Regions from separate parts of the Mus musculus genome. Here region 2 is linked to region 1. A link is a loop called in an ENCODE intact Hi-C map of the cell type or tissue named here. Cell type or tissue: heart. All regions are shown on one strand.

What was found. Peaks named below come from ENCODE experiments on the same cell type or tissue, not always from the same donor. Only the 100,000 strongest peaks of a DNase experiment are listed, where the experiment ranks them.
Region 2: a loop joins it to region 1, with 5 times the contacts of the local background. A loop is called at or near these places in 10 of 42 quality-filtered maps.

What each region holds. Positions count from the first base shown.
Region 1 is chrX:58,025,807-58,033,806 of GRCm38, forward strand. It overlaps Zic3 (zinc finger protein of the cerebellum 3), which reads left to right and starts at 4,822. Exons shown (of 3, transcript NM_009575.2): 1 at 4,822-6,431; 2 at 7,556-7,719. The coding sequence starts at 5,375. RefSeq lists enhancers at 4,625-4,655, 4,798-4,827 and a cis regulatory region at 4,637-4,645. In heart, no CTCF peak of the experiment used is centred here; a DNase peak (open chromatin) is centred at 4,745; H3K4me3 peaks cover 3,273 bases; H3K27me3 peaks cover 6,003 bases.
Region 2 is chrX:57,919,816-57,927,815 of GRCm38, forward strand. No RefSeq gene overlaps it. Among named protein-coding and RNA genes, the nearest start is that of Gm39517, 60 kb to the left of the region's middle. In heart, a CTCF peak has its summit at 4,216 (motif pointing right); no DNase peak of the experiment used is centred here; H3K4me3 peaks cover 2,410 bases; H3K27me3 peaks cover 2,456 bases.

The DNA.
Region 1 (8,000 bases):
AAGGCATTCTGGTCTCAAAAAAAAAAAAAAAAAAAAAAGGGAATTCTTTTTCAATGTGACTTGTCCTTTTTGACATCCAAGCCACATGGCTACTGGAGACAAACAATTGGGTACCTCTTGGAGGTATAAAGGAGCTCTTTGGTGACAGCACCTAAGGAGACAGGATCATCATTTATCTGGAACCTTTCACCAGGCTGGGCTCATGAGTACTGCCTCCTCAGTCTCCTGGACTTCGGGAACTACCTGCTTGATCTGAAGTGGATTTTCATAGCCTTGCTTTAAGTGCCTGCCTTGTGTCTCCAAGTTTAGCCCCATTTACTGCAACCTGGATCTCCGAAGTTCAAGGGTATATATCTATCTGTACAGCCCTGATTGACAAGTGCAGTGAAGAGTCTCAGCCCTGCCTTGTTGGCATTTCATTACCTTGAGCAGCAATGTGTCTTGAAACTGCATAGGACAAAGACAAAACAATTTTTTAAGGAGGGGAAAAGGTTGATTAACAATACCTATCTGTTGATTCTCTATTAATTTTAAAGGTATTTAGGACTTTTAAAATATTTGCCAGATGACCAGACTGTAGTGAAAACTGGGGGAGTCAGTAAAAGCTGGAGCTCAGAGAGCGCCTGGTGAGTGTGGCCGCAGGTCCCAGAGTCCGCTCAGCTCTGCCGCTGAGGCCAATTAAGAGCTTTATCTTAGCATATAAATAAAGGCGAGTTAAACACATTCTTACCCTTATTTTCTTCTTCCTTCATTTTTTTATTGCCATTTGCGGGTTTACCCCCTTTTCTCTTTCTTCTTCTTCTTGTTTTTTTTTTTTCTTTCTTTTTAAAAGATCTGGGACTCTGAAGAGAGGGTGGAGATTTATGTAAAGAAATTGTCATTTACCAGAAAAATAAAAATAACAACAACAAAAAAACCTTTGAAAAATGGTGAGTTTCAGGGACACGTTTCAACGAGAAATACTTTGTACTCCATTGGGGAGAATCAGGGGCACCAAATTCAGCGTCTTGGAATAATTCCCTTCCTGGATTCAAAGATTCATTTATTGAAATAAATCAGGAAGCATTGGCAGAACGGAAATCCGCTTGCTGGGTTTAAAGGGTCTTTAAAATGTTGTGAGTGTTAGATTGCAAGTCTTTTCTAAATATAAAACAGAAGAAAAGACCGCAGTGTTTCCCTTGGACTTAAAGAAAATTGCTAGGTCTCTGACTTAGGATCATTTCGTGTCCGCTACAGAATTTTTTAAAAAACACTGCATGATAACACAATGTGCGGCACATGTTTTGTTTTTTTGAGGCGACTGGAAGGGAAGAAGGGCAAAGTGCTGCCTACTGAGGCTCTGGGGTCTATGGAGAAGCCAGTTCTACCCTGTTGCCCCTCACAGCGGTCCTTTTTCTCTCTCCTCCTCCTCCAAGATAGGTTCTACAAAGACTCAGACTCAAAAGCCTTGCTCGTTTGGCAATGATAGGCTTCTCTGATTTTATTTATTGCTTTAGATTTGGGTATAAAAAATAATCTTTTCTCCCTTTACTGTTTGAACTCAGTGTGAGGGAAAGGATCCTATTATATTTCCTATCCATGCAGACATGTGGATATTTAGACCAGACCACATACAACTGGGGGACACATAAAAGAGATTTATTGGTTAATTTAGGCTGCCTAATACACATGTAAACCCCAGTAAGCCAAAGTTGCTGAGGGAGCTTCGGTTATAGTGGAAAATAAGAACCACGACCCAGGTTCGAGTGGTCCTGTCTGACGCCATGATTCCTTCCTGCACCTGGGAGAGGGGGAGGGGAGGGGACACGACTAAGAATGCTTTCCACCTCTGGCCCTAGCTTCTGTATGGGGGAAGTTTTTGCTCTTTCTAGTCGCCACTCGGCTGGCTCTTGGACTCAGCTCCCCAAAGCTCTAGGTCCACCCCCCACCGCAAGTCTTTCCCAGAGTCTCCTTCCAAAAAAGCAACTTGAGAGAGAAGCTGCAAGTCCTGAGAAAAGTTAACTTTTCTCTTGCCCAACAACACTGTGAGGCGTTCTGTGAGGCGCAGGGAACTTGATTTTTTTCATGCGGTGACTTGCTACAACTGGAGACATACTGCTTTCCATCGCGACTAAGAGTCAGGGCTTCCCCTCCCCAAATATGGAAACTCCCACCCATACCAACCACAACAGAATTCGAAATGGTCTCCTTGTGCCCTGCTGCTCATAGAGTCCCCAGTCTCATCCTTTGGGAAATATCTGGAACCCCTGAGCCTCACTGAACAACTGCACTCCTAAGGGGCCTGGCTGCCTTGGGAAGAGCTCCTCTGCCTGGGTTTTGGCCTAGCTGAACCGCCTCAGGTCTGCCCCTTAACTGGGACTCACCCCTCCCCCTTCCCACCTTCCCACTTCTCGGTTGATGATCTAATTGAATTATGCCTTTTTGTTCCAGGGACTGCAGAGCACGTGCTGGAGGCAATTAATTATCGGAATGTGGCCGCATCAAAACGGACACTCGGTACCCGGTAGGTCAGCGGCGGCAGCATCCCCTTGCCCTGCGTTCGAGACTCCTCCCCAAAAAGAGGAATGCTAGTCCCCAACTACCAACCCTCTTCTCCAAGCCATTGCCGGGTAGCTTGCTCAGACTTCCAATCCTTCTAGACCCTCGCTTATCCGGGTATCTGCAGGGACTGCCGGGAAACTCTTGCAGCAGCGGTAGCGGGACAGCTGCTTTCCCTGAGTCTCCAAGCTGACAGGATCCAAACTTTTTACTAAGCAGCTAGACGTCTTGGGGTGGTAGGGGTGAGGAGAGGTACTGGGATGCTCAGAAGGAAATTAAGGAAAAATAAGACAAAGGGAAAAAGGAAGAAAAGCAAACCAACCTTTTTTGCAAACCTGACTCCACGGAATTCATTTGCATGATTTAAGTATATTTGTATATTTCTCTAAAACTCCCCACTCCACCCGCAAAGAAACTCTGTAGAGGGAGAAGAGAGGTTTCTTTTTTTTTTTTTTAAGAGCTTGTTTTCGGTAAATGCAATAATTTAAAAGTCATCAGTGCACTCTCACCTTGCAATCTGGGGAGTGGGCTCTAAATGTGGAGTGAGATTGGGGTGAATTGGCTGTGAAGGGGTGACTTACTATAAGATGTGCCAGTAGCACCTTCTCTCCGCAAACTATCTTAGAAGGTGAGGTGTTGGCCAGATCAGTCAGATAGGAGGAGGGCAGAACCGGAAAAGCTGCAGTTCTAACGCGCTGCTTGAGGCGGTCTCTCCTGGCGCCTCTGAACTTGATCAGTTGTTGTTTGCTACAGAGAGATGGCGGCCAGGCTGTGAGCCTGCCTCAAGGCATAGACTTTTAGAGGCTTTGCCCTGCTTGGGATGTGACAATCCCAGCCACCTCTCAGTCTTTTCTTCCCACTCACTTTCTTCCACCCTTTGCTAGTGCTTTGCCGCACAAATCATGGGTGGATTTATAACCCTGCTTCTGGTCATTTTGTTCAGAGGGGGAAAAAATACAAAAAACAACAACAACAACAAAAAAAAAAAACAAAAACAAAAAACCTCTCACCAGGGGGAAGAGTGGTGGGTAAAGAGGCCACTCCAGCACAGTTCCCTGGAAAGCAATTCCTTGAGGGACTGACTGCTTCCCTGAGTCACTAGGTGCTTCACTGGATAGGCATAGAAGAGAGCAAAGCCCGGGATGTTAAGAGGGGAGGAAAATTCCATTCCCTGTTGTCCTTTTAACACTTCGGCATTTCAGAATGTTGAGTATTCAAAGCTTGTTGCTCCAGCCACACGAAAAGCACAGTCACTGTCTAGTATGTTTTTACTCTGTGTTTTGTATACATAGGCTGTGTTCTTACACATTAATTTAGCATCTATGCTTGTTTCTGGTATGTGTCTATATGCTCTCTGTGCTTTGTTTAGTGTTGATACTGTGTTGCTTACTTTATTTAGTATGTTCTGCGTCTTTCAGGAGGTGTGCTTGCTTTCTGTGTTTCATTCGTGTTTCCTGCTATTTGCTTAGGTTGTGTTGTACATGGCTGTTGTATTGTTGTCTGTTCTATCACGGGACAAGGGGATGTTGCTGAGAAGCAGTGAGTACAGCCGCTAATCACAGACCACACGGTCACAGTCTGACTCCGAATTACCGTTAGTAGGCTCTATGAGCTATCGTTTCTTCTAGTTTGGGCAGTGGACAGCTACCTCTAGTTTGGGGCACAGGCAGGGAAGAAACTGAACCGGCCTGGGTTTATAATCTAATGGGGTGTGGGGTGAAAGCCACAGCTGATCAGGAACACAGATTTGCCCCACTCATGCGGGAATTTGTTCTCGGTACCTACGGAAGGAAAACGTTCTCAAGGTGGTGAGGCAGCAGGGTCCCAAGTGGGTACCACAGTGTCTTCTGGACCGAAAGGGAACGGCAACGACAAGTATCTTCTTGGGTCAAAGAGTTTCTTTAGTCTAGGCGGGTACAGAGCGTGCGAGGGGTGCTTGCTGCCGGCTTAGAGCAGGGCCAAGCCAGGGAGAGGCTCAGCTCTGTCCCGCCGCTTGCGGAAGCCTGGCCCCAGTTCCCCACAGCCTCGCAAACCCGGCGGATCCCTTTCAGGGACGCTGAGCAGCGGCTGCCTCACCTGCCGGGCGCTCCGCAGCTACCCAATCAGCTGGGGTCGCCCGGCAGCGGCTGCCATGTTCTCCGCTTCGCGCTGCCAATCATTGTGTCGGTGGCCAATGGGCGACAGGGCCGGGGGTCAGGTGATCTCAGGCCAGCTGGCTCCCCATTGGTGCGCGCTGCCCAGCCTCCCGCTCGGTTTATGTGCGAGGAGTGAGTGATTGACTTTATCAGTCCAAGGACATTACTCTGGAGGTGAAGAGGCTTGGACTCGCGAAGCGAGCAGTGAGGTTCGAGCCTGCTTACTGCAGGCTGCCTGCCCTCTGGCCACGTTCCGCCTCTGCTTCTTGGTGCAGTTGCTCCTGAAAGCCGGGACCCGAGGAGCCTCTGGCCCCGTGGTTCCGCGCTCTTGAGTAGAGGAGGGGTGTCCGGGACAGGATTGACAAACCCCGCCCTCCACTTATTATTTTGCTTATTTTTCTTTGTGCGCTCCTGTTAGTTTGTTAAGCAGATTTAGTCCTAGAGTCTTTTCTCCTCCCTTCTCCTCCCTCCTCCTCTCCCATCGCCCTCCCCCCAATCCTTTTTCTTCCCCTCCTCCCTCCCGTCCCTCTGCAGGAGACTCTCGCAGCCTAGGAAAGTTGCAGCTCCGGGTAGCGCCTAGGGGGTCTCCAGGCAGTGTTCAACCGCCGCCATCCCTTTCCGACTACGGCCCTTCAGGGATCTCCTTCGCCTGCACCCTTGCTCACTTCGGCCGGATCTTCTGTGTCCAGAACACCCTACCTATGACGATGCTCCTGGACGGAGGCCCGCAGTTCCCTGGGTTGGGAGTGGGCAGCTTCGGTGCTCCGCGCCACCACGAGATGCCCAACCGCGAGCCTGCAGGCATGGGATTGAATCCCTTCGGGGACTCAACCCACGCTGCGGCCGCCGCCGCTGCCGCCGCTGCCTTCAAGCTGAGCCCAGCCACCGCTCACGATCTGTCTTCGGGCCAGAGCTCAGCGTTCACACCGCAGGGTTCAGGTTATGCCAATGCCCTGGGCCACCATCACCACCACCATCACCACCATCACGCCAGCCAGGTGCCCACCTACGGCGGCGCTGCCTCCGCCGCTTTCAACTCCACGCGCGACTTTCTGTTCCGTCAGCGCGGTTCTGGGCTCAGCGAGGCAGCCTCCGGGGGCGGGCAGCACGGGCTTTTCGCTGGCTCGGCGAGCAGTCTTCACGCTCCAGCTGGTATTCCTGAGCCTCCTAGCTACTTGCTCTTTCCTGGGCTTCATGAGCAGGGCGCTGGGCACCCGTCGCCCACAGGGCACGTGGACAACAACCAGGTCCATCTGGGGCTGCGCGGGGAGCTATTTGGCCGTGCAGACCCATACCGCCCCGTGGCTAGCCCGCGCACGGACCCCTACGCGGCCAGTGCGCAGTTCCCTAACTATAGCCCCATGAACATGAACATGGGCGTGAACGTGGCGGCCCACCACGGGCCGGGCGCCTTCTTCCGTTACATGCGGCAGCCCATCAAGCAGGAGCTGTCCTGTAAGTGGATCGAGGAGGCTCAGCTGAGCCGGCCCAAGAAGAGCTGCGACCGGACCTTCAGCACCATGCATGAGTTGGTTACGCATGTTACCATGGAGCATGTGGGGGGCCCGGAGCAGAACAACCACGTCTGCTATTGGGAGGAATGTCCCCGCGAAGGCAAGTCCTTCAAGGCGAAGTACAAACTGGTCAACCATATCCGAGTGCACACTGGCGAGAAACCCTTCCCGTGTCCCTTCCCGGGCTGCGGGAAGATTTTTGCCCGCTCTGAGAACCTCAAGATCCACAAGAGGACCCATACAGGTAAGGGGGAGCAGACAGGTGGGCGCGGGTCTCCCCAGGGGCACCCTGCCACCAAGCAGACTGAACAGCCAGAGAGGGAGAGGGGTGGAGGCCAAGCCGAGGGGCGGCGCCCCGCCGAGACCTTTCAGTACCAAGCGCTGTCACAGCCTCTCCACCCCTCACCCCCCAGGAACCTGCGGCGCTTTTGCCGAGTTCTAAGTTCCTGAGCAGACTGCTGTGGTCTCAGGAACTAATTGGGACCTTCTCGCGCCCAGGAACCAACTGGCGCCACCTCTTTTTGTGTTCTTTTCTGGGTTACTAAGAAGAGACTCCGAATGTGTTGGGAGTATATTGCTTACAAGCGACTTAGCTCTCTGAACACATTCGGGGAAGGCAACCATAGAAATGCTAATGAAAACTAACTTTGGTTACTTCCGTTCTTTTTTACACTTGATTGGCATATCTCCTAATTAAATGACTGATACTTTTGTCAAACTATTTTTATTTGGAGTTCCAGGTTGTTTAGTTCTTTGGAGGAAAGATAAAGTAGAGAAGGCACTGGTTTCTGTGGCTTGCTCAGCATCTCTTGTAAAAGTGTGTGTAGTCCCCGGATTTATGTAGTGTTCTCTTTTTCCGAAAATTAGTAAGACTACCAGGCTTAGCAAAACCGCTACATTTGAAAGAGGCAAATGAAAAGACACAAAGAAGGGGACGGATAGGACTGTCCCATTCCCGGCCCATTGTCCTACCCAGCTTGGTTACACTGCTGAGGTGGTGGTGTTATGTGCCCGCACATTGGGAGCCCTGGTTCTTTGGAGTGGAAGCACAACTTAGGGTAAACTTCTGACGACCCCCCCCCCAGCTTTCTGCTCCTGAGAGAACAAAGGGATGGATGTTCGGGTTCTGGGCCGGCCCTACTCTACCCCTGCCTAAGATCACCACTCCCCAACTCAGTCAGCTCAATCAAAGCTATGGTTTTTTTTTCCCCCTCCGGGGAAAACAGATGCTATGTCCTTCCACTGTCCGCGCTTCCCCTCTGCAGAAAGACCACCGGACTTTTCAATCTCCCGCTCACCACTCTGAGAAGTTTCTGGGTTTAACTATATTCTCTCCCTCCCCCTATTTTGCATTTTTGCCTTTTGCAGGTGAGAAACCTTTCAAATGTGAATTCGAAGGCTGTGACAGACGGTTTGCCAACAGCAGCGACCGCAAGAAGCACATGCATGTGCACACCTCGGACAAGCCCTATATCTGTAAAGTGTGCGACAAGTCCTACACACACCCGAGCTCCCTGCGCAAACACATGAAGGTAATTACCTCTTTATTAGCGGTCGGCGGTTTGTAAACATTCGGCCTGATACCGGGCCGCAGAACGGAAGCGCCCGCGCTGCCAACCCTCTATCCTTCACGTTAAATCCGATTTGCTCCAGCACTGACACCTTGAACCCCTTTTGAGGATGGGGGTGGAGGGGGGTCGAGAAGGAGAGAGCTGAGTTGGGAGGGGGAAGAGAGTAGAGGGAACAATCAGTTGTTTACTGGGAAGCTCTAACGGAGCTCGCCAGGGCTTGAGCTTTCTGTGGCCACCTCATC
Region 2 (8,000 bases), 110 kb before region 1:
AAATAAATAATAAACAAACAAACAAACAAACAAAAACAACGCTAATCCCGAAAGCCATCCAAATATTTTACAGGATAACTCTGAGTATGGGACATAAAAGGACAGCGTAGAAGCAGCTGCAGGGCCCAGTTCATTTCTCGGAGTTAGCAGCAGAACGTCTTGCAGTCGAGTTTTGAATCTTTGTTTCGTTTTGTTTCAAAGAAAGAAGCAGTCGCTTCTGTAATCAGAACACAAGCTAAGCCAAAGACCGGCTCCAACTTCGTCGGAGTAGCCCAGCTGGTGAACTCTCTCCAAGTTGTTTCCCCTGACTGACATCCTGAGGGTCCACTAAATTAGATTCTCTTTGTTGGCAAGGTACGTACAGCGGGGCAAGAGCGGCGGTGCTGACTGGGCCAGGCAGTAGGACGCCACCTAGACCGCGGGGAGTGGGGGGGTGGGGGGGGAGCGAGGGATGGCCCTCCCATCCTGGTTCGCTGGCTTTATTAAGGCTGCACGGGCTTCATGTATTAAAAGATCTCTAGTCAGGAGCAAACTGCCTCTGAAAACACACACACACACACACACACACACACACACACACACCGCCTCCGCAATGCAGAGAAGAGCTTAAAACCCAAGCAAATGCTAAGGGTCCACATTAGGACCCGGACCAGGGCCTTGTTCTTTTCTACAGACGCAAGACGCGACGCAAAGGGAATAAATGAGAATTTAGGAATCCCCTTCACTTGTCACAGGATAGTGCTCTAGAGCGTCGAAAAAGGGAATGAGTGAAGCTTGGGCTAGGCCTCCAGGAATCCAATCCTGGCCCTGACTGAAGCTGGGAACCAAGTGCCCAGTTTCTTTGGAGAGACTCCGCTCACCCCGCTCCTCTAGGGACCGGTCCAGCGCCGACCTAATCCTGTCACTGTTCGGATCAGTTACTTTCGTTTGCCGAAGCATTTCACTTTTGCTCGTTTTTTGGTTTTGTTTTTTTGGTTTTGTTTGTTTGTTTGTTTGTTTCGGTGGGCTGAAGAATGAGAGCTACCCACGGGGAAGCCAGCTACCCACCCGAGTCCTAGGTTTAGCATCCCTAGGGTCCAAGAGTGGGCTCACGGCGCTCTTTGGAGCGCTCTCCCCACACCTCCACTTCTCTGAGTAGGTGAACTAGAAGTAACTTTTGTTCACCTCCAGAGTACTTTCTTAGGCCGCGGAAATTCAGCCCGCCCCCTTCTTTGGGGGCATAAACCGTGGCCTCGAGGTCCCAGGACGTCGAAAGAGGGGCAGGCTACAAGCCTTTAGGCGGGGAGGCCAGGGGCACGGGCCGCAACGGTTTTCGGGATTGTTAAAGGAAGCTCCCGTTGGGAGAAAAAAGTTAAAATCTGAACGGTTTGGCTGGACTGGATTGTTTGGGAGTGACCTTTTCTCCCCAGAGTAAGTAAGCATTGGCTACTTTATAAGTGCAGGCTAGAAGAACACAGCTTTTCTGCAAGTTTTCACATTCCCGAGGCTAGGGAAACACTAACAAGGGACTTGGAAGGTGTGGGAGTCACCATATCTATCCTGCTGGTGTTTAATTGCAATCTGTGTGTCCCAGAACTTTTCCCATCCAGTAGGCAGCTGCCAGCGCAGTCTGGCTCCTCCGCAGTTCCCTGGACGCAGCGCCCCCTACGGCCGGGAAGTGGACCCCAGTGGGCTTCTAGTGCCGGGACCCACTGGGGGTTGGCAGGGGACAAGTGGACGTGAAACTAGTGCACTCGAGTCGCTCCTGAAAGCGGTCACCCGCGGGGCCTTGGCTTCTGAAAGTATGGTTTGGTTGGGTAGCTGGGAGTGGAGATTTACGATCCTGGAGGACAGAGCGTGAAAGGGGTATCATCATCAGTTTTGACTGAAAGAAAGAAAACATATCTTTAACAAAAAGAAGGGTCCTTGCCATTCACCCGCGTTGTTAGGACAACGTGAACTATCTTGAAATGATTAGTTCCACTTCAAAGGAATTTACATTCAACAGTGAAAACTCAGCCTCTTATTTATTCGAAGACTTCACTACGGAGAGTCATATGCCCTGTCCTTCTATTTATTTTTCCGCGTTCACGGTGCCATTGTATTGCATCAACACTGAGCCACACAACACATTCATAGCGGCCAGCCTAGGGTTCTGGAGAATCCAGAAATACAGGTAGTGAGGGCGAAGGGGCACGGGGTTTTGGTTCAAGTTGAGGTCTGGGACAACTCTAGCTCCTGTAGGGCCAGGAGGATGGAGCGGCAAGGGTGGGAAGCGGATCTGGCGCAGGTGGGGAGCCGGCAACAGAAAGAAACCTATCGCAAACCCAAACAAGCCTGGGAGATGGGGGTGCGGCACAGTTCTCAGAGCTCCAGACACTTCAGGTTTCCTATGAGGAAAGTGGACCTGAAATTCCCCCAGGGACCTTTCAGAAACATCTGTTAAAAACGGGTGGGGGTGGCACAAAATGCTTGGGCACGATTCATGCGTATAGCCACACCAGGACTTAGCGGCACCCCCACCCCGCGGGCACACATTGACTCTCCGCCCATAGCTCCCTATCTACCCCCCTCCCCTCGCGCGTAGGTTGCCAAATGTGCTCACCAAACGTATGAAACCTCTAACCAAGGAACAACTGTACTAAGTTTACAAGCCAGTCCTTGGAGTTGCAGGGGAGTCCGGTTTCTCCTCTAACTGTCCTTGAAAACCCCAGAGACAGAAGTTCTAATTCAGAACGAAGCCCCAGCCACCAACACCCACCCGCCCAACCCCTTCTCCCTCCTCCTCATTCCCAACAGCCCCTTTGTATAATCTACCCTGTTTCCTCACCAAACCAAATGATGCTAACCTTTTTCCAGACGATCTTTTCCCAGCTTCTAAATAAGCATAAACCAGACTCTGACTTGAGCAGGTAATCGAGAATGTAGTTAACGTTTTCTGGATTCACCACCACTCTTGAAGCTTGGTTCATCCTCAAAATTCCTAACATGGACTCTGTAGTCTCCTTTCTTAGGTTTGGAAGCAGTGCCCCCCCCCAACCCCCAACAACGCCAGGGGTTCAAAGTAGTGGTCCCTGGCCACTTGGTAGTTGGTACTGTGACACTGGGAACCCTTCTTTCCCCGTCTTAGGGTTGAATGAATATTCAGGGTCTGTTTATTCGGAAGTATTCAGTTTTCAGAAGCATTCTAGAGCTTCTCTCTGGCTGGTCCTGGGTTTATTCCATCATACTGGGTACTTCGGGTGATCCTTCTGGTCCTTGTCCTGCCTCAATCTGAATCTTATCCACAGGCGTTTGCTCCTCCCAACCCCCAGGGAGTCAGGATCGCTTTCCTGACCTCTCAAAGCCTGAACTTTGGAGGAGAATCCAAAATTCACAGAGTTAGAACTTCAAGGCAAACTGTGGGTCGGTCTCCTCCCACGAGATGGTTTGAGAACGTGTGAAGACAGCCATGACATTGCAGCCCACCCCCACCCTACCCTGATCCCATAGGCAAATAGGCCCAAGAACTGAAGGCTTTCAAGTGGGTTGGTGTTTGTCCCTCTGGTGGCTGCACTTCTCTGCAGGTGGCAAATATACTCCAGTATCCCAGCCAAGGTCTCTTCCTGTGGGGTTGCATGTAACCTTGGAGGTGCCTCTCTTGATCTCCGGCAGGGAAGAAAGAAAGACGGAAAGAAAAGGAGTGGGAAGGGAGAGGCCCGGGTAGAAAGCTGGGAAGGCGCAGGAGGCCTCCAGCTGAAAAGACTTGAGAATGAGACACAGGCTCACACGGCAGCTCTGGTGGGGGCGGGGGTGGGGGGGAGGAGGCGTGTGAGAAAAGTGACGCATCCTAAAGCATACCCCAGGAGAGCCGAGGATCTAGGAAGGACTCAAAATGTATTTCTAATTACTTTTCATGCTCCCAGAAAAAGAGTTCTTTTAAAACCCTGCTTTAAAAGCTTGTTATTGTGCTGAATTATAGCGTGCTCTGACAGTGCTGTTTATACGGTATAGCTTTTTGTCAGGTGGGAGACTGGTAAGTACTAGAAATGTACTTTTGTGGCTAAATTGGTAGAAATTCACAACTTGAAAACTTCTAGAGTGAAAACAACAGAATTTTCTTATTATAAGGACGGATGAAGGGCATTGGAGGTGACGCTTTGCAAGAGCTGGTATCCATGTCTCCTCTCTGTTTAATGGTTCTGTCAGGTAACTGAGGCAGTGGATTTTGTGGCCATGACTGCAGAGGAGACATCCGGTCAGCAGAGGGCACACTCGTCACTGTCAAACCCTATTTTCAGATTTGGAGGTGACACATAGGTAGGACTGGAATGGTAGACATAATCATACTGGAATTGGGACCCAACATGAGTTGAGGAATGAGAATAATTTTTTCTTGACTATATGTGATCATAAAAAGAGAAAGCAGAGACACACTATGTTTTATGCTCACGAAATTCCCTGACCTGGAAAAGTATGGTAGCCTTCAAAAAAGAAAAACAAAACAAAACAAAACAAAACAAACAAACAGACCTTACAAATTCTTGTCTTAACTGATATGAGAGATTAAGGTCAAAATATCCACTGGAGCAAGGACCTAAGATCTGTTGTCTAGCCATAACACCACGAAACACGTGGGACTTTTCAAAACCAGGAAATACCTGGAAATGCTCTGCATACTAGACATGACTTCAGACGCTTCCCATTGTAGTAAGCAATTAGGCAAATCACTTCCTCCTCAATGAGTTGAAGGAAGAAAAAAAATAGAACTAAGATTATCTTTAACCCTGGGAACAGAACGAAATGTGAGCCCACTTAGAATGTATTCCGAAATCTCAAAATGGTGGGTTCTTAAAACGTATCCTTCTCACACAAGAAGGCAGGCAGGTAGCAAGTCACTTGGTGATGTTGTTTTGTGCTGTCTGTTATGCTCTGCGAATGATACTGATCTTGCTTGGTAGGAAATGACAGATGCCAAGAGCCTCTCCGTGAACACTGGCAGCAAATAAGCAGAAATAGTTGAAGAAAATAAAAGCCAGATACAAAGGTCCTTTTCATACGAAGGGGATTGAAGGTCCAGGATAAGACCCTAATTCTAAAGTTACTATACTGATAGCATTGTCCTAGGCTAAGATTGAAGACCTTAAAACCCTTCAGATTAACAGATGCCACTGTTTCTTTGTTGATTCATTTGTGTTCCTTAGATCTTGTGAACCTACATTAAAATTCTGGTTTTCCTCTGATGAGCTAATTTGAAATAATTTAGTGTCCTGAAGCAGACGCTTGAACTGGGCTTCTAGGTACTATCTAGACTTGTTTACCAGGAAAAACGGAGCCTCCCCGATTTTGGTTTTTCCCTCTTTAATTGGCATGGAGCTTCTAACACCAATAATAGCAAAGCTGTTGTGGATACTGGTCCTCTTGATTACTGGCTAAAGTGACTTAGGACATGTTACAAATAGTTAAATTCAGGACATCGCCAAAGGCTTAAGATAGCCTGTATTTTGGGGCTGGGAAGCTTGGCTCAGCAAGTAAAGTCCACGCTGTAATACAAGCCTGACGGCCTGAGTTCAGTCCTTGGAACCAAAGTAAAGGCAGAAGGAGACCTGACTTCACAGAGCTGTCCCTTGACCTCTGTATGTGTGTCATGACATGCACACAACATTATGTTTGCCTCTCACATATAATAATAGCAACTAATAAAAAATTAAAAGATGTCATGTATTCTGGAACCCACCTATCTCTGTTTCTATCAACTTGCTTCACAGTTTCAATGATTTAAATAAGCACCTCTGCCCGAGCCTGCACGTTACAGTTAAGTATTGGGGATAGGATGCTGCACGCTTGTGTGTAGGGCATAGAACAGGGCCTACGAGAAGGGAGGAAGAAGTCTAAACAGATGGAGGGTAATGAAATATTTGAGAGACGAAAGCAGAAGAGGGGACTATTTGGGGTGAAGGAAACCAGTAAGAAGAGACGATGGCAGGAGGAACATGAAGGAGGCAGTAATCACAAAGCATAATGACAGATGAATGAAAATGTCACAAAGATACCCATCTCCTAGTGCACTATCTGAAAACTATCAAAAATGTTTAAAACAGGGCCTAAAAGGGCATGGGGGGGTGGCTAAGGTGTGAAGAACACTGATTGCTGAGTTTAATTCCCAGTACCCACACGGCAGCAGCTCCCAAGCCCCTACTATAACTCTAGTGCCAAGCAAGGGGTTCTGACACCTTCTTTCTGGCTTCAGGAGGCACTGTAAACACGTAAAGACCATACATCCAGGCAAAACACCCATACACATAAAATAAAAATAATTATGTCTAAAATAAAATTGAAAGGAACCTTGTCCCCAGTGCAATCATTCTGAGAGGCGGAGACTTTTGAGGAGCTGGCTAAGCTGGTACTGCTCTAAAAGGCCTCTGAGGAGTCAGTTGGCCCTCTCCTGCTCCATCTCCTCCCCCACCCTCAGCCCCTAGATTTTCCTCCTCTTCAGAGCGCACTGAATTGAAGGCTTCCTCTTGGAAGCTGAGACACCTGGCTCTAACCGCCTGAACTTTGCCTCCAGAACTGAGAAAGATTACATTTTTAATTTTATAAATTACTGAGTCTTGGGTATTTTCTCATAGCAGCACAAAGTGACATGAGATATCACGGTTATGTTCACAAGCTGTGAATTTATAAATTAAGAGGCTACGGGGAAATTGGCCTAGTGTTTGACAAAGCTAGGTGTTAGTGGACAACTATTGTTATTTACCTTGAACCTATAGTGTCTAGTATCAAAGTCATTGGTCACATGTGACTATTGGACACTTAAGATGTGGCTAGTGTCAACTGAGGTGTGCTGTAATTGGAAAATGCATATTGCATGTTCAACGCTTGTAACCAAAAGAGAACTCTAAATATCTCATTAACTATTTTATGTTGGTTACATGTGGAACTGATAATGTTTTAACTCTCTACTCAGTTAATTCAATATATTATTAAAATTAATTTCAGATGTTTCTTGTCACTCTTTTTTAATTGGAGCTACCAGAAAAATAAAAATGATACAAGCAATTTGGGTTTGCTACTCAAATTCTAATTTATTGGAAAGCAGTGCCTGAATGAGACACTTGACAGTTGCCAGTCCATATTCTGAGCCTAGCCTTAGAACATGTTTTCTTGAATATTGGGTCCCTAGAATTAAGCACAATGCTTGATGCATAATAGGAGCTTATGGAGTTTTAGGGGGAGCAACTTTCTTTCCAATGCATTTGTTTACTGTGTGTGCATGGGCATGCGCATGCCATGGTGCACGTATAGAAAACAGCTTGCTGGAGTTGGTTTATTTCTTATACCATGTGGGCTCTGGAGATCAAACTCAGGTCATCAGGCTTAGTAGCAGGAACTTTTGGCCATTACGTTTGTTTCAGTGGGTGCTTACTGTTGAATGAATGAATGTCCTTCATACCCTGATATACTACAATTCACTGACTATGGAAAACAGAGCCAGGATTGAATGATCCTTAATAGGCCTACCTGCCATTGCATGGTAAAAGAGAACTTAAGGTCTTACTTAATTTAACATTTAGCTTAGCAAATGCCTGTGTACCTTGAGCAAGCCATGTGTTTCTGGCATCCTTTCCTTCTGTAGAGTAACGAGGTTGGGCCAAATAGTTATTCTAGGCAACTTCCTATGGTCTGAGCCTATGACCAGGAAGGGGCAGAGCTGGCGCTCCGCTATCATGTCCCACCTAAGTGGGTTTTTTTGTTGTTTTGTTCGTTGGTTTTGGTTTTTGTTGTCTCTTTCCTTTTCCTCCTTACTATTGTTCATTAAACTCTGAGCTCCTTTTTTTTTTTTTTTTTTTTTTTTGTGCTAAAATTGAAACTCGGGACCTTTCGTATGGTAGGCAAACACTCTGTGGCTGAGCCTCATCCCCACCCCTTGCTCTTTAGTTTGCTCCTGCTTCCTGCCCTTCAGGCAACTTGAGTATATTGCTTCTCCAGTTTCGAGGGAGGGAGGGAGGGAGGGAGGGAGGGAGGGAGGGGGAGGGACAGAG